2 separate regions of the Homo sapiens genome follow, and region 1 is linked to region 2. Evidence: chromatin loops called from intact Hi-C (ENCODE). Cell type or tissue: mammary epithelial cell. All regions are shown on one strand. Each heading gives the region's core, and the rest is flanking DNA. Links, peaks and the distances in the headings are about the cores only. Region 1 overlaps ASIC4 (acid sensing ion channel subunit family member 4). Region 2 overlaps SPEG (striated muscle enriched protein kinase).

Evidence for each region. Hi-C counts contacts between places; a loop is a spot of excess contacts. Peaks named below come from ENCODE experiments on the same cell type or tissue, not always from the same donor. Only the 100,000 strongest peaks of a DNase experiment are listed, where the experiment ranks them.
Region 1: it touches region 2 in a loop (2.7-fold over the local background); 47 of 110 quality-filtered maps call a loop at or near these places.

Annotation. Positions count from the first base shown.
Region 1 is chr2:219,516,987-219,527,531 of GRCh38, reverse strand. The region is part of intron 1 of ASIC4 (acid sensing ion channel subunit family member 4); the gene reads right to left. It overlaps ASIC4-AS1 (ASIC4 antisense RNA 1), which reads left to right and starts at 10,446. Exons shown (of 2, transcript XR_923921.2): 1 at 10,446-10,545. RefSeq lists enhancers at 3,621-4,121, 4,122-4,622. In mammary epithelial cell, for the core only: a CTCF peak has its summit at 6,064 (motif pointing right); no DNase peak of the experiment used is centred there.
Region 2 is chr2:219,454,193-219,464,737 of GRCh38, reverse strand. It overlaps SPEG (striated muscle enriched protein kinase), which reads right to left. Exons shown (of 41, transcript NM_005876.5): 7 at 2,681-2,856; 8 at 2,352-2,440; 9 at 130-305. Among named protein-coding and RNA genes, the nearest start is that of SPEG, 25 kb to the right of the region's middle. RefSeq lists a silencer at 3,876-4,056. In mammary epithelial cell, for the core only: CTCF peaks have their summits at 5,156 (motif pointing left) and 6,502; a DNase peak (open chromatin) is centred at 6,657; H3K27ac peaks cover 1,407 bases.

The DNA.
Region 1 (10,545 bases), core at 4,170-8,169, 62 kb before region 2:
GGAGGGGCTGGGGCAGCGTCCCTACCTGGTACCTCCAACAGACACACACAGACACATGCTACATGGAACCGAGCCCACCCTACACAGGGCAGAACGAATGCCCAGCTGGCGAGGGTGGTGGTTCCTTGGCACACAAACCCTCAAGGTGGCTGTGCAGAGTCGGGGTGACAAAGGGAGATGGGTGGAAGTTGTCTGGGTCTCAGGGATACTCTGCAGGGAACGGACTGGCCAGACTGGCAGGAGGAGGCCACCTGCACAGCCCGGGTCAGTCCTGACTGCTGGTCAGAGCACAGCGTTGCCCAGGAGACAGTCCCTGGGCCAGGCAGGCAGGGGTGGGTGGAGCCATCAGCTCCTAAGTGGCAGAACTCTGGTGGCAGCACAGCCCACAGCTTCTTCCATGGAGACGGCACGGCAGCTCTGCCACAAGGTCCCACAGGTTGTCCACTGCTCCCTCCCCATGGACTGGCCCAGGAAGAGGGGGCAGTATGCAAAGGAGTTGAGAGTCCAGGGTCCGGTCACGGAAAGGGGAAGGTCGTGGGCCAGGGAGTGTCCTGATGGCAGAGGGGCTATCTCCAGATCACCAGCTCTCAGCCTCTGGGCCGTGTCCCCATCTCAGACCCCCATGTCCTCCTTTGGTCTGGCCCTCCCTCTCTCTCTGCCTTAGCTCCAGGTCCACGCTCCTGGCCCTAGCTGGGGCATGTGTCCTCCCAAAGCCCCTCCCGGCCTTGGCTGACAGCTCCTAGACAGGACTATGTCTGTGCTGTACACTGACACTCAGGTCCCCTCCCCCACCTTCCTTCTGGCCAGCACCTGCCTGTCCTTCTCTGATCACCTCCCCTTTAGTGTTGGCCTGAACCCCAGCCTGGGTCTGTCTGCCTCGCTAGCCTCTGTTTCCTGATCTCAGTCTGTCTCTCGAGTCCTTCTCTATCCGCCTGACCCGTCTGTCCCTGCCCCTGATCAGTTATCCACTTGGACTCTGTTTCTCTGCCCCTGCCCTCTGTTGACCTGTCCATCCCCTTGGCCTCTTTCTCTCCCATTGTCCTGGATGCCCCCTGACCTTTTTGTCCCTTGCCCACTGCACTCTCTATCCTATTTGCTTTCTTCTCTATCCATCCCTTAGTCTGGCTGTCGAGTCTCAGCCTCTTGTCTTCCTCCTAGACTTTTCCCTGGGCCTGAGGCTCCCCACCCTGACCCAACATGCCAGGAACCCCTCTCCAGGTGCCCTCCACCTCCTTCTCCCTGGCCCCTCTCTCTCAGGGTCTGCCTGAGACAGTGATGAGGGGTTGGGAGAGAGTTGTCCAGAGCTTGCTCCTCCTGAGAGCAGTGGCTTCTCTCAGCCCTCGGAACTCTATCTATTCACAGCTTCCGTTTCTCCAGAAAGCTCTCTCCCTGGCTGGCTTGCTTGCATCCTCCCTCCCTCGCAGAGCCCACAGGGTTAACAGGCAATTAGCGGGGCCAGGGCTCAGAGCTGTGGCAGGGGGAGGGCCCTGGGCCTCCAGGAGATAAGAAGCAGCCAGGAGATGCTGAGGCCAGGCTAATCCCAGAGCTAATCTTCGGCCTGGGCTTTATCTCCACTGCCTTCTGGGCACCCTGCCTCTGGTCCCGGCACTTCCCCTGACATTCTTCCATGGTATCCCTTCCCCCAAATTCTATCAGCTCTCCCCTTGATGGGGTCCACCCCCATGCCTCTCTCTTAGGTACCCCTGGAATGAATTCTTCTGCCCCTAGGTCCAGAGAGGGCCAGTGGAATGGGGTGCATCTTCATCTGCCCTGGACTGTGACCAGCACCCTGGGGTGGAACAGCTCCCAGGGCCTAGCTTTATTCAGGGGTGGCCCAGTATCCAGGTTCAAAGCCTCTTCCTTCCCTATCCTTTCCAGGTGCAGAGGAAGGAAGATGGCACCAACCAAAATGCCTGAGGTGTCTGCGCTGCTCAGAACTTCGAGGTCACTCAGTCCAATCACTCATTGTACAAAGGCAGAAACAAGCCTAGAGACGGCAAGGTTCAGATCCAAGGGCATGCAGAAAACAGGTGCAGATTCAGAAGTGGACCCCAGGTTCACGGGCCAACATCACCTCCCTGGGAGTCAGCAGGCCCTGGTTTCAGCTCCAGCTCCATCACAGATAGCCTGTGTGACTTAGGTTAGTAAAGTGATTTATCAACTTCTCTGGGCCTCAGTTTCTTCATGTGTCAAGTAGAGACAGAAATCCCTGCTTATTTCACAGATTAGTTGTACATCTCAAAAGAGAGGAAGTATGTGAAAGGCATTTGCAAAGTGCAGTCATATACGTGCACCAGTAATAAAGGTTTTGTAGAGACCAGCATGAACCAAGCTAGGGCAGAGATTGATCACTATGTGGTGCTGGAAATGGATACACAGGAGGCTCATAACATGGGGAAAGGGGCATATATTTTGTAGGCTGACAGAACAGGGTTCAAATCCAGCCTCTCCCACCAACTTTGGACAAACAACCTCAGATGTGTGATTAAACCTCTCTGAGCCTCGGTTTGCTCATCTGTAAAAGGGGAATGGTAATTCCTCCTCCTAAAGTTACATGAGAGGATTAGAGATCAATTCAGTGATTCCTGGCAGGTGCTCAAGGGAGGGGTGAGGCCCTTTGGGGAATGGAGCTTCCTGCCAGGACAGTGCAGCCATTTTGATCTTGGATCCCCACTGGGCGCAACCTCACAGGGCATCAAGCACCTTGCAGGCTCTCTCTGCAATTTGGGAGCGGCTTAGAGGATGGAGCTCTGTCACAGCGAAACCCCCAGGCTCTGAGATATGGCTCTCCTACCAGATGGAAAGCCCAACCTAGTTTACATCTGGGCCTTGCCCTTAGTTAAGTCTGTGGGATTCAGATTCAATCAATTAACCTCTCTGATCCTCCATTTTTCATCTGTAAAATGGCAGTAACAACAGGCGCCCTTCAAAGGTGTTATGAGGAAAGACAGAATGTACGTAAATCATAGCAACCACTAATATTTACTTAGTGCTTACCTCTGTGCCAGGCACAGTTCTAAGCACTTTATATAGATTAACCCCTTAACCCTCACAAAACTCCTATATGGCAGTAGTCCTATCGTTTTCATTTTACAGACAGGGTAACGGAGGTACAGAGAGGATAAGGAAGCTGACAGGGGACCAGGCAGTCTGGCCCTGGAGTCCACCCATAGCCACTGTGTGACATACACTTGGCACACAGTACCTACAAATAGTAGGCGCTCAAGAACTGGTGAATGTTCAAACAACACTTACTTTGTCCAACACTATTCATTGAGCCTGTGCTCAACAGTGTCAGGCACTGTGTGCTTGGTGCTGGACATGCAACAGAGAACAAAACAGACAGCCTCTGCCCTCAAGGAGCTTGCTGTCTGGCTGCAGAGACATTCATTCATTCAAAGTACTTATGGGCTAGGCACGGTGGCTCACACTTGTAATCCCGGCACTTTAGGAGGCCAAGGTAGGAGGATCGATTGAGCCCAAGAATTTGAGACCAATCTAGGCAACATAGCGAGACCTCGTCTCTACAAATAATAATAAATTAGCCAGGCATGGTGGCTCACACATGTAGTCCCAGCTACTCAGGAGGCTGAGGTGGGAGGATCTCTTGAGTCTGGGAGGTTGAGGCTGCAGGGAGCCACCGTGATGGCACCACTGCACTCCAGCCTGGGCAACAGAGCGTGACCCTGTCTCAAAAAAAAAAAAAAGTGCTTATGGGGCACTTACAACATAAACACTTTGAACTGCACCAGGCATGTTCACAAATCCACCAGTCACACAAATGGATAAATTGTTACTAGTTGTGATCCTTGTAGTGATGGGGTGACCTAGCCAAGGTCACCACGGTGGAACAGGAGCTCAATTTGGCTTGCAGGGTCAGGAAAAACTTCTCTAAACAAGCCACCTGGCTCACCCAGGAGGGGCATCAGACAATGCCACACTCAAGAAAGAGGAAGACACAGCGCCCTCAGCAGGCTTAGTTCTACACGTGCATACAGGGACCCCCCACCTCCACCGCCACCCATGAGCTTTTCAGGGCCACTTCCTCCCTACAGTGGATCTAGGAGGCAATGGCTGAGGTGTTTGTTCAAATGTAAATGTGTGAGCTGTGGTGGAAGGGACAGGGGAGCCCTAGGAGCCAGGGAGGGCTGGGGGCCGTGGAAGAAGGCTGTGGTCCCCGGCGGGCGCCGCGCTTCCACGGGAGAGGAGAACGGGAGGATGAAGGCCTCCGGGACCCAGGTAAACGGTCAAAACCATTCCCCAGGCAGCGACCGCTTAGGCCTTACACCCTAGAAAGTCAGTTTTTAATTGGTGAATTGGTAAGTAAGTCCTTCCCTGACATTCCCGCCCCTCGATGCAAAGTTCCTCGTCAAGAGTTTTGCTTATACAGTGGAGCACACTCCCACAGCCAGGCGGGAGTTCAGGAGACAAGACAGAAAGAGGCGGCGGGGACGGTGGGTGGGTGGGTGTGCGCCTGCCAGGATCCCTGGCCCCCCGCCCTCTCCCGCACACACAGCCTGGCCGCCCAGGCCTGGCCCACCCGCACCCAGAGGGCCGCACCCACCGGCTCGCGCGCCTCGCCGCCCTCCGCTCCCTCCCGCGGGCCAGGCATCCATCACGGCTCCCGAGCGCCCTCCCTCCCATCTCCTGCGGGCTCCTCCGCTCTCCTCCCTGGGTCTGCCTCATTTGCATTCCCCCGGCTCCCGGCTCCTCGGCAAAGTGACCTCCGCACACAGCAGCGCCAGAGGCTTCCACCGCGGAGGGAAACACCGCCGCCCGCCCCCGCGGCGGCCGGGGAGGGGGCGACGGGGGCGGGGGTCCCGAGGAGATGGATGCGGAGCTGGGCCTGGCTGGCGGGCCTGAAGCGGCCAAAAGGCCCGGGGCCGGGGGCACTGAGGGACTTGGGTGCTCGGGTGGGATTTGAACCCGCGACCTCAGATCCCCAGCCAGGCGGGAGTGAGACATGATCAGCACGAGGCCCGGGAGGCTGCGACCAGAAACGGAACCCCTACTGGGAACCTGGGGCTCCCCAACGTCCCGTTTCCTTCCCCCGTGAGCCCCCACTGGGGAGGGGCCGACCCCACCGGGCAGTCGCCCAGGGGTTCCCAGCCCTCCCCGGGGACCTGCCCAGCCCCCACCCCACCCTCCGGGCCCGCCGAGCCGCCTCCCCTCCCCCCGTTTGGTATTTACACCTTCCACACATTTGTAAGCTATTATCCTGTCCACGCTTAGTCACCGCTGAGCCAAGCGCCACGGATTTAGCTCCTTTAATCTTTCCTCCTAAATCAATCCTCCATTTCCCCTTAATCATCCCGTGGCTCCTCTCTGAACTCTTGCTGCCGCCTCGGCTGCTGCAGCCCGTGCCTATCTCTCTGGAACTGCTCCCCCTCCAACCCAACACCCACGGGTGTCCCAAGGGCATGGTGAGCATTTGAGGGGTGGGTTGGATTTCCAGCGCTGCCAGCCCCAGCCTAGGAGCCAGGGGAAGAAGTGCAGACCCCTGCCCACCTCTTCCTAGAAAACACACCACTGAACCTTCCCATCTCCACTCTCAGGATCTCTGCCCCTCTGTCCTCCTCCTGCCTTCCCATCCTCACTCATCCTTCTGAAGACCCTAAGTTTCCACCATGATTTGCAAAAAAATTAAAAAACAAACAAACGTGGCAGATCTTCTCCCCTCGGGCCTCCTGCCCCCAGTGCTGGCCGTTCCCACCTCCTCTTCCCAGCTGCTCAAAGGAGGTGGGCTGCAGGGCCAGCCTGGAAGGGCAAGGAATACTTATAACTCAGGAATACTTATAACTTATAACTCAGAGGCAGCCTGAGGCCGGCCTCTGTCCCCTCCTGCAGGGTGGCTGTCCATCTCTCCTGGACCACCTCAGGCTCCACCCCCTTCACTCCCTCCTGCCTGCCCATGGGACCCACTGACGACTCGGGGACTGAGTAGCTTGGGTCTTGGCATTCCAATGCTCCCTGTAGTGCTTCCTGGGTGCCCCTGCCTCTCCATTCCTGATCCTTCCTGCCCCCTGCCTGGACCTAGCAGAGGCAGCCCTGCCGCCAGCCACAAGAGGGAGCAGATTCCTCCCAAGAAGCAGAAGGGCAGGGGTGGGGGTCCAGGAAGGAGTGCGGGCAGGGGAGACAGAGGGAGGATCAGAGGGGGACAGGACGTGGGGCCATTTCTTCAAACGCTAATCAGCATCTTCCGGCAGTGTCTGAGAAGCTGAGCTGATAATGAGCCCAGCTCGGGGCTGATTCCTGATTAATGAAGAGGCCACGGGGCTGCTGAGTGGGGCTGGGTGGGGCATGTCCCTCATGGCCCTCCCACTGCCCTTGAAGACCAGCCCTCTGAGACAGTAACAGTCACTGCCCTTCCCTGCCAGGCCACACCACTTACATCCCCTCCACCCACTCCACTGCCCAAGCAGGCAGGCTGACAGCACCCCTCCAGGAGGGTCTGAGCCGCAGCTGGTGTGGGGTGGAAGGTGGGGAGGGTGGGTGCACCTGGTTCTGCAATCTGAGGGGTTGGCAGCCCTCAGTATTTTTTAAATCAGTTACTGTTCTATTAAAATAATCACGATTTGGAGCTGCTTTTGACAGACTGGAAGACCCAGCCATGCTGGGCTCCTCACACAGGGCAACAGTTAGCTAGGGCTGAGAAGCAGCTGCGTCCTTCAAGACTAAGTGGTCTTCAGTTCTCCTCAGACCCCACCCTTCCCTACTGTATCCCCCCACCCCAACCTGACCTGCCTGGCTCCTGAGGGCAGGATCAGCCCTGAACCAGATGTTGAACTAAATGTGCTTAAGGCTCATGCCTCAGGAGAAGCTGGGACCACAGGGAACAGAGGGCTGGACAGGCAGGGGGAGTCAGAGGCAAGCCTGTGCGGTAGATAAGAGGCTTGAACCCACCTCAGTGGGCACCCTCTCCCTTCCACAGCCAACGGGGCAAGGGGCAGCCCTTGGAACCTCCAACCCAGTGGCAAAGATGTAGAGTTGGGATGGAGTGTGGAGTAGCTCCTCCCAGGGCCAAGTGTAGGGGGTGGAGGGCAGAGACTGTCAGTAGTGGCCTGACCACACACTGGGAAGAGAAGGAGCTAAGGAGGTCGCTGGGACAGAAGGAGTGGGTGCTAAGGAGCCCGAAACTGGGTCCTGGGACAGCCAGAGAGAGAGAGGGCTTGCATGCTTTCTGTGCCTCAGAGCTGTCCTGGCTGGCGGCTGGGTGGGGCAGGGAGAGGAGAGAGGAGGGCAGGGGAGGGACTGCCCAGCTGGAAGAGGCCTTGTCTAATTGTGCCTGATTAGTAGAGAGGAAGAGAACAGGGCGAGTGATTAATAGTCATGGCAGTCACCAGCATGTGGAGAAGGAGGGTCGGGAGGGGGAGGGAGACCGGAGAGCCCATAGGGGATGGAGATAGTGAGGCGCCCACAGGGCCCCAGGCTCCTGGCCCCCCGGGGCTGCCTGGACCCTTGAGGACCCTGAGGAGTGGGGCTGGCTCCTACCCATGCCTCCTCAGGGTTTCTTCGCCTCCCCCAGCCTCAATTTTCCAGACAGTAGCGTGGAAAAGACCAAGGTCATGTCCTGCACCTGGGAAGAAAGCACCTTTGCTCACGTGGTGTCTCCAGACACCCCACTGCCCCCAGCCCCCAGCCCCCAGACACAGGCCCTATCCTCAGCTCCACCTGAGATCACAGCCCACAGAGTAGATGGCCCGACTTCCAGTCACAGCCCGCAGCTACCCTTTATATCCTGTGGTCCCAGTTGTAATCCCAGCCCTGCCCTACCCAGACAATCTCATTCCTAGGGCCATCCAGAGCTGCGCTGTCCAACACGGCAGCCTATAGCCACGTATGGCTATTTGAATGTAAAATTCATTTTCTCTGTCGCACTAATCGCATTTCAAGTGCTCAACAGCCACATGTGGCTAGTGACTACCAAGTTGGACAAGCACAGGTGCAGAGCGTGTCCATCACCACAGAATGTTCTATTGGCAGCACTGATCTAGACAGTGTGTGCGCACTCCTGCACCTATGCACACGTGCATGCATATTTTGGAGGGCTGGATAGAATGGAAATGCTAGTACAGGGCAGAGGAGGGTGTGGGCCAGAGGGTCAAAAGCGGGGCGATGACTAGGTAATGGAGAGTAATGAAGATGCCAGCACATGGGTCGGAAACCAGTAGGTGGTGCTGACAACAGTCAGGTTAAAGATAGCCAGCAGTTGGGGTGGCGGCATTTATAACAGCTGACGCTTACACAGAGTATACGATGTGTGTGCCAGGTAGTGTGCTAAGCTCTTTAGGAGCATCTCTTTAATCCTCACAACAACCCCCAATTTTTAGGTTCTAATATCCTATTTAAAGAATACACCCAGCACTTTGGGAGGCCAAGGCGGGCGGATCACGAGGTCAGGAGATCGAGACCATCCTGGCTAACACAGTGAAACCCCATCTGTACTAAAATTACAAAAAATTAGCCGGGCGAGGTGGCGGGCACCTGTAGTCCCAGCTACTCAGGAGGCTGAGGCAAGAGAATGGCATGAACCCCGGGGGGCGGAGCCTGTAGTGAGCCGAGATCGCGCCGCTGCACTCCAGCCTGGGCAACAACGAGACTCTGTCTCAAAAAAACAAACAAAAAAAAGAATACACAAACCGATGCTCACAGAAGCTTTTTGGCTTCCCCACGGCCACACAGCTTAATGCGTAGAGCCGAGGTTCGAATCCTGGTGGTCCCCAGGTGAGAGGAGATGCTGAATTTTAGAGCCACCCTTGCATTTTACAGCTCAAGAAATGAAGCCTAGGGAGAAAGAGTGATTTCTGCCTTTTAGTAAGAGGGCAGGCTGAGAGCAGGCCGCAGTGGGGAAGGTAGAACTGGGGCTTGGAGGAAGGGGGTGTGGGTAGCAGATGGCGGCAGGAATCAGGGAGGAAGGGAGAGCTGTCTACAAGGCTGGGGGTGGGGGACATACAGGTGGTAGAATGGGCGGGAGTGAGATGGTATGAGACTGAGTGAAGAGGGGAGGGAGAAGAGAGGAGCAGAGGTAAACTAGCTGGAGCTAGCCACCATGCAGAGCAAACATACGGGGCCCACCTCCCAGGGCCCTCTCCTCTTTCCTCTCTTCCCTCTTCTCCAAACTGCCCAGCCTGCCTCATCCCCTAGGCCCTCCCAGCTCTCCTCCACCCAGAATGGCCTCTCCTTCTCTGAACTCGACCTCTTACTACCCATGCACCTCGTCTGGCAATTGATCCTGGCACCTTATGACACCACTTGCATGGCTGATTAACTCTTGCATGGTTGCTTAAACTTCTGAGTGTCCCTGTCCCCACTCTACGAGACTATAGGCTGCTTGAGGACAGGGACTGGGGACAGGGCTTCCCATCTTTGCTGTCCTCCACAGCTCTGAGCAGGGAGCCCAACACATAGTAGGCACCCAGAACTCCATGTTGATTGATTGACTGACTGATTGGGAGTGCATGAAGGGATATTAGGGAGCGTGGGGGGAGAGCGATTGCAGTGGTAACAGAAGCAAGAGCAGCAGCAGAGGGGACTGGGGGAGGGCACATTACCCGGAGTAAAAATAGGCTGGAAAATGTGACATTTATTAACTTGGATTCCAGAGGAAAGGTCACAGCAGAGTGGGGAGTGGGAAGGAGGAAACAGGGAAAGCAACAGAAAACACATAACAGCCCCTTGGTGAAGCCTGTCCCTGTCTCTGACCATCTCACCACCCATACCCCGGCAGGCTCCCCACCAACCAGCTCACATACCCATCTCCCCACCATAGACCCCAAATCCCCATCATTGACTCCAGGTCCTCACCACAGAGCTGATTATGGACCTCACGTCCTTTTTGGAGACCCCATATCTTCATCTCCATGCCCATTCTCCAGTCTTTCCCCTGTAATACACCCCATCTTCCCCACTACCATGGATCATGGGCCCCCAGCCCAATCTGTAATTCCAGACCCTGGTGAATCTGCAGCAGACTCAGCCCTTGAATGCCAGACCCAAGACAGAGTTACACTCAGCAGACGGGGGATGCAGTATGTGCAGAAGAGTAGGAGGCTGGGCTGGAGACAGGGGAAATGGAAATCCCAAAGGGGAATTCCTGTCCCCCAATGCTAGCTATGCCCTCTACCCCCACTGTCCTGCACCAGGGCCAGAACCTCAGCCCACGGACTTCTACCATCCTCCTTTCTCCAGCCCCAGGGTACCAGAGGGCCTGTGGGAAATCCACCCACACTCCTCCAGGCCATCCCCAGGATTCCGGGGACTCACCAGCCTTGATCAGAGGATCCCCGTTCCTGTATCCTCCAGGCACCGCCTCCTAGCCTGGAGACCAAGCAGAACCCTCTGCCTCCCTCCCCTTACTTCCTCACCCCCTCCAGCTCTTCCTCTCCTTTCCTCTCACTGAGGTCTCATCACCCTTCCCCTTTCCTGCCCACCCCCAACTCCCGCTCGGGGACACAAAGATCCCATTGATTTCTGTCCCAACAGCACCTGCTAAGACTGAGCTCTGCCCAGCTCCCAATACGGAGTGGTGAGGATTGAGGACAGCAG
Region 2 (10,545 bases), core at 3,278-7,277:
GCTGGACTAGGGGCCCCTTAAGGCCCTTTCAGTGGTGGCATCCTCTAACTGAGGCTGTGTGAGAGCAGACAGTGGGGGAAGGAAGGGGCCAGGGCCAGGTGGGCATTCATGGAGAAATCAGGTACTCACCTCGGACCTCCAAGCGGGCCTCGCACTGCCGAGCACCATACTCATTGACCGCTTTGCAAGTGTAGAAACCAGCATCGCCACGCTCTGCAGCCAGGATCCGCAGCCGGCACAGCCCACCCTCAGCCTCCTCCGCAAAGCGCCGCTGGTCTGGGCGCACGGGCTGGCGGTTTCTCAGCCTGTCAGAGGGGCAAGAACTCAGTCCCAGGGCCCAGGGGCCTGATGTGCGTGCACAGGAACTGGGGCTGCAGCACTGTGCAGGCCTCTCCTTCCCTGTGCAGTTTGCCCAGTCCCCAGATCTGTCCCACTGACCGTGGGCATCCCTGGTTTCCAGGGCTAGGTTTTTACCCCCACTCTGCCATCCCACCCACCTCTAGGAGCTTCCAGGTCACTTCTAACTGCCTGCAGCTCTCCCTTCTCGGAACCCTGCTGCATTCAGAGTGGAGCCGTGCTATTTAGCTCTTTTTTCTTGTCTTTTTTTTTTTTTTTTAAACAGGGTTTCCCTCTGTCACCCAGGCTGGAGTGCAGTGGCACAATCACAGCTCACTGCAGCTTCTACCTCCCCAGGCTCAAGCGATCTCCCCATCTCAGCCTCCTGAGTAGCTGGGACTACAGGCACACGCCACCATGCCCAGCTAATTTTTGTATTTTTTGTAGATACAGGGTTTCACCATGTTGTCCACGCTGGTCTTGAACTTCTGGGCTCAAATGATCCTCCTCTCTTGGCTTCCCAAAGTGCTGGGATTACAGACATTGAGCCCTCATGCCTGACCCTATTTAGCTCTTAATAATTCTTAAACTTCCCCATGTCTTATTTTTATTTATTTATAATGGACAGATAGCTTTCCCACTTCCCAAAAGGGATATGAAAAAACTTACAATGTTAAAAAAAAAAATCACAGTGGGGGCTGGGCACGGTGGTTCATGCCTGTAATCCCAGCACTTTGGGAGGCCGAGGTGGGTGGATCACCTGAGGTCAGGAGTTCGAGACCAGCCTGACCAGAAACCCTGCCTCTACAAAAAATACAAAATTAGCTGGGTGTGGTGGCACATGCCTGTAATCCCAGCTACTCAGGAGGCTGAGGCAGGAGAATCCCTTGAACCCAGGAGGCGGAGGTTGCAGTGAGCCCAGATCGCACCACTGCACTCCAGCCTGGGCGACAAAGAGTGAAACTCCAGCTAAAAAAAAAAAAAAAAAAAAAAAAAAAAAAAAAAAAAATCACAGTGGGGACCAGACAATCAATTAAAAATGAAAAACAGAATTCAAACCATAAAAAATTAGCAAGCTGAGTAATCCATCTTCCAGGCACCTGGGATGAGCGAGGCCCCTCTGCTTAGACCCACATTTAACTCGGGGCTGCTGGCAGCTCAGAAACAAATTGTTGCATGTCTTTTTTTTTTCAGCAATAGGGTCTTGCTATATTGTCCAGGCTGGAGTGCAGTGGTATGATCATAGCTCACTGCAACCTCAAACTCCTGGGCTCCAGTGATCCTCCTCCTCACCCTCATAAGTAGCTGGGTCTACAGGCATGTACTACCACGTCCAGCTAATTTAAAAAAAGTTTTTGTAGAGACAGAGTCTCACTATGTTGCCCAAGCTGGTCTTCAACTCCTTGGCTCAAGCAATCCTCCTTCCTTGGCCTCTGAAATGTCTTGCTCCTTGCTAATTTTGGGAAGGGGGTATTTTTATTTTTGAGACAGGGTCTCACTCTGTCACCCAGGCTGGAGTGCAATGGTGTGATCTCAGCTCACTACAGCTTCCACCTCCCAGGGTCAAGTAATCTTCTTGCCTCAGCCTCCCAAGTAGCTGGGATTACAAGCATGCACCACCACATCTGGCTAATTTTTTTGTATTTTTAGTAGAGACAGGGCTTCGCCATGCTGGCCAGGCTGGTCTCAAACTCCTGGCCTCAAGTGATCCATTCGCCTCACCTCTCAAAATGCTGGGATTACAGGCGTGAGCCACCGCACCCAGTCATTTATCCCAAATGGACAGACATGAGACCCAAACCCCTCCCCAGAAGGGGAAGCCCTAAATAAGCCTGGAACATGGGGCAAGGGACAGGGTGCCGGGGGGAGTACACTGCTGTCCCTGAGATGAGGCCCCTGAGGCAGATCATGGGGAAGCCCACCAAGATTCCATTTCCTTCCACCCAAAGCCAGACCTCCCAGAGCCAGGCCTGGCATAGAGTCGCTGGTGGGTGGTGGAAAGTGCGGCTACTCACCAGGAGACCACAGGCTTGGGCTCCCCCTGCACGCGGATGCTCATGATGACATCTTGGCCTTCTCTTACTGACTGGTCCATAAGTGAGACCTGAAGGGGGTACCCCAAAGTGTCAGGGGAAGACAGGGCAGAGCCTTGGGTCCTGGGGGCTGTGGAATCTGAGACGGAGGACTCTTCCACAGCCAGGCTGAGACTGGCTCTGGGTAAGAGGGTTTGAATGGGAGCAAAGTTCCAGGTCTTGATGTTGCCTAGGCATGGCCCCAAGAACAAGGGGGCACCCAAAGGAACGGGGGCACACAGGAGGCTAGGCCCCAGCCTCAGGGGTCTGACCTTGAAGGTGGGGGGTGCCTTGGAGCCAGTGTCAGAAGAACGGCGGTTCTGGCTGGGACTGGGCTTCATGGTGGGGGTTCGCGGCCAGGTCTCCCCAGGCTCTGGGAACTCCTCTGGGGGGCTCAGGTATTCCTCGTCGGAGGTGATGGGGCTGCTGAAAGGGGATGTAGACCCACCTGGAGAGAGACAGAGATAGCTACCAGGGAGGAAGGCGAGCAGAGAGCCTGGGAGAGCTGGCTGGAATGTCGCCCAGAGCCCAGGAGTTGCGGCAGCTCCCCGCAGGCCGGCCCTGCCCTGACTTCACCCCCAGGCTCCTGCGACCTCGCCCAGCTTCTTCCCCTCCCTGAGCCCCTGGAACCTCCTCTGCCACTGGCTCTGCCAACACCGACCCTGCTGATCCTCCCAGGAGGGGACACCATAGGGAAAGGCCTGGGGCAAAGGGTTCGGGCAGCAGAGGGGCCACTCCTGGGCCTGGTGGGAGAATTCCACTGGAGCAGGGCACCCACATTCCTGACATGGACTAGAGACCTAAACTACCAACTGCAGGCTCCAAAAGCAGGGGAAGCAGGTCTATGGAACCCTGGAGCAGCATGGCTAGGACGCCCATTTCTTGGGTGAGCTGGGCCTGGTGCAGAGGAACACACACCGCAGACAAGTCACATCCCGACCTCGGTCCAGGGCCAATGAGGCGGCACTATCTAGCCTGCCCCTCCCCCTTTCCCTTCTCAGCTTCCTGCCGTGCAAACCCCAGGGGCACCTGTTGGCCACAGCCCTACAGCTTGCACCCCCAAACGCTCGAGGGATAGGAAAGCAGAGCTGGAGTCATCCACCAAAAAGGGCAGCTCAGCCTGGGGGAAGAGGAGGGGGGCACCAGAGTCAGCCTTGGGGGAGGGGTGTCCCCAGGGCCCTGACGCCCTCCCCTGCAACTGGCCAGGGTCCCAGTCTCGCTGAGCTGGCTCCTATCCGACTGCCAAATACAGACATGAAACTGCCACAGCCCCCTAGGTTCTCCCCAGGGTCCCCCCACCCCAAGCCCCCAGCAGGGCTGTACCCCAACTCACCCCGAGGCTCTGCACACAGACCCCAGCCTGTGCCTGTCCTGAAGGCTCTGCCCTGGCACCAGGCCCTCCTGCTGCCTGCCCACTGCCCACCCCAGCGTGGCTCCCCAGGGAGCAGGAGCCCAGCCTGTCCAGCCTGCCCAGCCCCACTCACTCGGCTGACCCAGCTGAGGCCCTGCACGGAGAAGGCCCTGGGGGAGGGGAAGGCGCCTGAGGAGGGGAAGGAGGAGGTTGGATGGCAGGCCGGCAGGCAGCTGGCTAGGAAGGTGGTGCCTGCCGAGACCACAGGCAGCCTGGGCCCTGGTGTGGAGGGGGAGGAGAGGGGAGAGGGGAGGGAGGGCGGAGCGCGGCCGTCTGGATTTAGCCACTCTGCTCACTCCCAAGCCGCGGGATCTGCCTTTCTTCTCCTTACAGCTTCAGACCCTGACAAGAGCAAAGCCCGCTCTGCGGTGCCTTGACTCAAGGTGTGGGGCCTCCGTCCCCGAGCAAGACAGGGGAGGGGTGGCACTGCGCTGTGCCAATAGGGACACTTGCCCTGACCCATTTGTTCTGACACGTCCACCAAAGAAGGTGCCCGTGGGAAATGTTCCCTGTGTTGCCCCTTGCTCTGACGGAACCACCAAGATCCCTGACCGGGGAATGCGCTAACGAGCCTCAAATACTACAGAGCCAGGGCATACCTGTTTTCTTTGGCCCCGAAAATCGGAGAACTGTCAAGATCTTTGCCCTCCTTCACAGAGGTGGGGGAAGAATCTGAGGGGGCCCAGAATCCCACCTCTGCCCCCTCATCCCTGCCATGGAAGGTCTGGCCAGCAGCCACCACAGGGCCTAAGCCCACATCCAGCCTTCCTACCCAAACCGCCAGGGCACCTGTTGGCAACTTGCCCGCCACCCACCTTAGCCCCGCTAAAGAGGACAGCGGGGGCTGCCTCCCCCAAATGGCCCCTTATCATGAGAACCCATTTGTATCTGGGATGGGGAAAGGGTTTGGACACAGAACCTGAGAGAAGGGGGCTGTTGAGCAGGGGTCACATGTCCTTCTCCCTCTTCCTATCACCTCACCCCGCAACCCGGGGCCACATTCCCAAGCCATGACCTGTGTTTCCCAGCATGGCCAGTAAGGAAGGAGGGCTGGGGGCCGGGCAGAGGAGGGGCCCACGGTTCAGGCTGGCTGTCTTGAGGTAGGGTTGGGGAGGGAAGTCAGAATGGCATTTGGTGCTTAAGGCATTTGATGCTGAGATCACAGGCATGGCTCCGCAGGTGGGCGGTCCTACCCCTCTATGGAGCCTGGAGTCCTGCCCCAGGGTCACCTCCAGGCTGGACAGTACTGAGGAGGCTCACGGGCCCAGGGACTGGGAACGGAAGCAGAGCTGAAGGCCAGATGGTCAAGGTTTGCAGGGAGCCTCAGAGACCCCTGGTGGTGCCCAGGGGAACAGCATGCTGGAGGGCATCTAGCCATGAAGCAGACCCCCATCCTCAAGCCCCTTGGAGAGACAGACTGTCAGAGCAGCCCAGGCCTCTTCCAGACAAGGCAGTAGCCTCTGCCCCTCCATACCTCCAAAAGTGAGTGACCAAGGAAGCTGATCGAGGATTCCTGAGGCTCCATACCAGAATCCGGTGCCACCTAGTTTTTTCCCTGGCCACATAGCAAAAACCATCTTTGGAACCAGTCCCTGACATCCCAGCCCTGCTGCACCCACAAGCCCAACTCTCACTGTGGCAAACACAGTTACACCAGCCAGGAAGGAGGGGGCAGGTGCCCCCCTAAACCTAATAGGCACATACACTCAATGGCCCCGAACAACCCACCACGGAAGTACCGCCCCTTCACACTGGCTCCCAATCCCCCACGCTGACCCCATGCTCATGTCTGCCCTTTCAACATCACTCTCAGGTCAAACTCATTTGATGAAAATACTGGCGTTAGGAAGCACACAGGGAACTCCCTCTCCTCAGACCAGCACATCCACCGACCCCAACTGTTTCAGCGTCCCCTGATGTGTTCTCACAATAGACAGAGTTGCAGCCACCACTGCGAATTATCTAGTACATAAAAGGTGTCGCACACAGCCCTTTGCTTCAGGGCTTCTCAGAATGTTACTTGACCTACTCACATCAGGACCACCTCGGGCTTATTTAAAATATAGATTCCTCAACCTTACTCCAGCCTGCAGAATTAGATTTTCTGAAATGAGATGTCAGGAAACTGCATTTTAAAAAGCACCCCAGATGACTCTTAGGCACATGAAAGCTTAGGGACCACTGCTGATCTTTATGGGAGGAGGACAGCCCTAAGAGGTGGTATCACTAAGCCCCCTTCACTGGGCCATTCAACCTCAGAGCAGAGCTTTGAACCTAGGAGGTTTGGCTACACAGCCCATGTGCTTCCCCTGGCATGACCTGGTCTCCCATCTTGGGCACAATCTCTAACTCTATGGCAGTGGTTCTCAAGGTTTTCTGTGCATCGGAATCACCTGGAGGGCTCCTTAGACCATAGAGTGCTGGGCCCCACCCACGGAATTTCCGATTCAGTAGGTCGGGGCTGGGGCCAATAATCTGCATTTCTTAAGAGTGCAAAACGCTTATTGGGAAAAAAAAAAAAAGAAACTGCATTTCTAACACATACTCAGGTGATGCTGATGCTGCTGGTCTGGGGGCCTCACTCTGAGGACCACCGCTCCATGGTCTCTTTGCCAAGCTCCCCTCATAGGCAGAGCCTCATGACCCTTGTGGCTGGGTGTCATGCCTAGCCTCACCTCTGTGTGTCACCCACGTTGCTCAAGGGCTTGAAAAGTCATGGGGCTCTCTGCCTACTCACTGCCACCTCACATACAGCTCTGCAGTCCACACAGCCCCTAACTGTCCAGGAGGGCCCCCAGGCACAGCTGCCAGTGCTAAGGAGTGGCAAAGACATGGTCATGTCCTCAGGAGCCTTCTGGGTGGTGGGGAAGACAAACCAGATACACAAGTGACTACAAGAGCAAGCAGGAAGTATGAGGTAGCAAGAGAGCAGCAGGTAAGGGGCGTGGGAGTATAGAAGGCGGGAGATGACTTTTGGCCCAGGGAAAAAGAGAGAACTGAAGGAAGAGGCAGTATTGGAATTGCAGTTTGCAGGAAAAAGGGAAAAGTATTCCAGGCAGAGGAAAGTGCATGCGGAAAAGTTTGAAGCAAAAGCCATGTGTGCAGAGGACTATAGCTCAACTGTCTGTCTATAAACTGGGTAAAGAAGTAAGGAGTGGAGCATCCACTGTTCAAGCAGGTGCCTCCCACTGCCACCCGAGGGCCAGCCTCAGGCCTCTGGCTCCTTTTGCCCTATGGGTGCAGATGGTAGAGGCCACACAAAGGTGTGCAGCCTTTACTCTGTAGGCAAGGCGGACTCTTTACAATTCTTTTGTTTGTTTGTTTTTGCTTTTGTTTTGAGACAGTCTCAGTCTGTCATCCAGGCTGGAAAGCACTGGTGTAATCTCAGCTCACTGCAACCTCCACCTCCGAAGTTCAAGCGATTCTCCTGGCTCGGCCTCCCTCAGTAGCTGGGATTACAGGCTCCCACAACCACACCTGGCTAATTTTTGTATTCTTAGTAGAGACGGGGTTTCATTATGTTGGCCAGGCTGGTCTCAAACTCCTGGTCTCAAGTGTTCCACCTGCCTTGGCCTCCCAAAGTGCTAGGATTACAGGTGTGAGCCACGGCACCCAGTCCATAAACGGTTTTTCCTCCTTATGATTCTTGAGGAAGGGAGTGATAGGCTGCAGGTTAGCAAGCATTTGCCTGTGGCTTGGCCCTTCCCAGCTGGCCCTCCACATGTGCTGTTTCAGTAGGTCCTCCACAGGCAGTTCTTGAAATGTCTGCTGTGGTAACCCCACTGCGGAAAAGTCAGGGAAAGGGAGGACACGGCTGGCCAGGAGGTGGGCATTTCCACAGGGTGCTGACATGAATGTTTCCCCTTGGACTGAGAATGTTTCAGGCTTAGTTCAAAATGTACAAGCCAACAGATCATTTCACATGGTCAGCCTGACCTAGCCCCAGAAGTGATTAATTTTTCTTTTTTCTTTTCTTTTTTTTCTTTTTCTTTTCTTTTTTTTTTTTTTTTGAGACAGAGTCTCGCACTGTCGCCCAGGCCGGAGTGCAATGTTATGATCTCAGCTCACTGAGACCTCTGCCTCCCAGATTCAAGTGATTCTCCTGTCTCAGCCTCCCAAGTAGCTGGAATTAGAGACGTCCATCACCACACCCGGCTAATTTTTTGTATTTTTGGTAGAGACAGGGTTTCACTATGTTGGTCAGGCTGGTCTCATACTCCTGACCTCATGATCCACCCTGCTTGGCCTCCCAAAGTGCTGGGATTACAGGCGTGAGCCACCGCACCCGGTCATGATGAATTTCTTATATATGACTATGTTAGTTTGCTCCAGGTGAGGAAAAGTGGCTGCAACAACAGTAAATGAGCTCTCAATTCTTCTGACAGGCTGTGAGTGATGGCCCCCGTTCTAGGTACCAGCTTCGGGGAGGCCACCTGTCAGGCAGGCCTGTTTCTGGCAGACAGGAGGGTAGAGGAAGGGCTGAGTTTGGGCAAGGGGACCATGCCACACTGCTTTGTCTGGTGTTGTCCAAACCCCCATCGAGGACTGACGATGGGGGCCATGTGGCATCCTCCCCAACGGCAGCCACTGCCATCACAAGGGAGAATCTGCAACTATGCCACAGGTGGCCAGAGACCAGGGGCAAGAGAAGACAGGGACTGACATGGATGCTAAGGTTTTCTTCCTTGTTTTTGTTTTCATGGCCCCCAATAAACAACCTATTTTCTGCTGTGGTCATGTTGATTCTATGAGTGGGACCAGAATGGGCTTCGATGAGCTATATATCCTCTGTCCCAAGTGTCCAACTTGCCCTCCTCACAGACCCTCAGGAATCTCACCAAGTAGGTGGCCTGGCTGGTGTGAAGATCCTCACTTTACAGCCAAGAAAACCATGACCAGCTAAGGTACAATGAAGAGGCCAAGGTCTTGGCTGGAAAATGCAAGAATCCTGGGCTCAAATATAGGAGACCTGTAGTTGAGGGAAGGACTGGAGGTGGGGAGGATGAGGCCCAGGCCCATGGGGCCTCCCATACTCCCACTTCCTCCTGCCCAGCACCCAGAGGGCCTCCTCTCGGGGCGCACGGTGGGGAAGCTGGGTGTGCTCACATCAGGCATGCAAGGAAACAGAAGGACCACAGCTGTGCTGGAGGTGGGGAGTCAATAGAGGAAGAAGAGAAAGCCCCCAGTCGGACCCACCCACAGAGGGCATCACCAGTGCCCTCCCAGTGAGCTCATGAGCTCAGTTCTACCTCAACCTCGAACTTCTTCAGAGCAACAGGAAAGGGGGGTGGGATAGTGTCATGGTTAGGAGTGTAGGCTTGAGAGACCGAGACAGGGTTTCAAATCATAGCTCCAGCCTCCAGCTGGCCCTAAGCTCCTAGAGCTGACCATCCCAAGAAGGCAGCCACTAGCCACCTGAGACTATTTAAAAGCAGTTATTAAAATGAAATTAAATTTAAAATGCAGTTCCTCAGTCACCGCAGCTGCATTTCAAGTGCTCACTAACCACATGTAGCTAGGGCTACCATACTGGACCACACACATATAGAGCATCTCCATCATCACAGAAATGTCTATTGATCAATGCTGCTCCAGACAAAACTGCTGGGATTACAGGTGTCAGCCACTGTGTCCAGAGAGCAATTGGCTAAAGTTTTCCAAGTCTCAGTTTCCTCATTCGTAACATAGGCATAATAATAGAACCTACCTCATAAGGCTGGATTAAACAAAATAATCCAATCAACACAGGGCCTGGTATATATGAAGCACTCAATAAGTGCTACCTGGTCATGTATTTTTTATTTATTTATTTATTTATTTATTTTGAGACAGAGTCTCACTTTATCACCCAGGCTGGAGTGCAGTGGCACGATCTCGGCTTACTGCAACCTCGGCCTCCTGGGTTCAAGTGATTCTCCTGTTTCAGCCCCCAGAGTAGCTGGGATTATAGGCATATGCCACCACGCCTGGCTAATTTTTGTATTTTTAGTAGAGACAAGGTTTTGCCATGTTGGCCAGGCTGGTCTCGAACTCCTGACCTCAGGTGATCCACCCACCTCAGCCTCCCAAAGTGCTGGGATTACAAGTGTGATTCACCACACTCAGCCCAGTCATGTTACTTTTATTTGCACCCCACACTAAGTTTATTTGCTTCATGGGCAGTTATTTCCATCACCCTAAATCAGTTGTTGCTGAAAACATCCCTAGGCAGATGGCAAGTGCTAAATAAAGGCTGCTGGCCTGGTGCTAGCTCTACCTCACTTTTCAATTCACATTTTTGTCTTCTCATCCATAAAATGGGAATGTCCCCACCTGCCACACGTCCCTCCAAGGGATATGTATGGCACAATGTTATCGCCAGGGAAGAGACGTGAAAGGGCTTGGGAAAGTCTATGACACTGTCCAAACAGAAGAAACTGTTTAGAGAGCTGTAGCACTTGGCACCTGGTTGGCACTCAATAAATACTTGTGTGATGGATGTGGGCAGCGGTGGGGAATGCTTTGGTTAAGCACACTTCTCACACTCCCAAGCCACCTGCCCCCATCCACACATCCGCTTTGGGAGAATGGCTGTGGTCTCAACAGAATGATTCAGTGGGGTGGAAAGGGTGGGAGGGACCAGGGGAGCTGGTGAGGACCAGCTCCTTTCCGCACAGACCCTGCCCCTAAACCATGGTCCATGGGGCCGCATTCTCTAGTTATCCATTCCCTGGTTACCATGGCTCC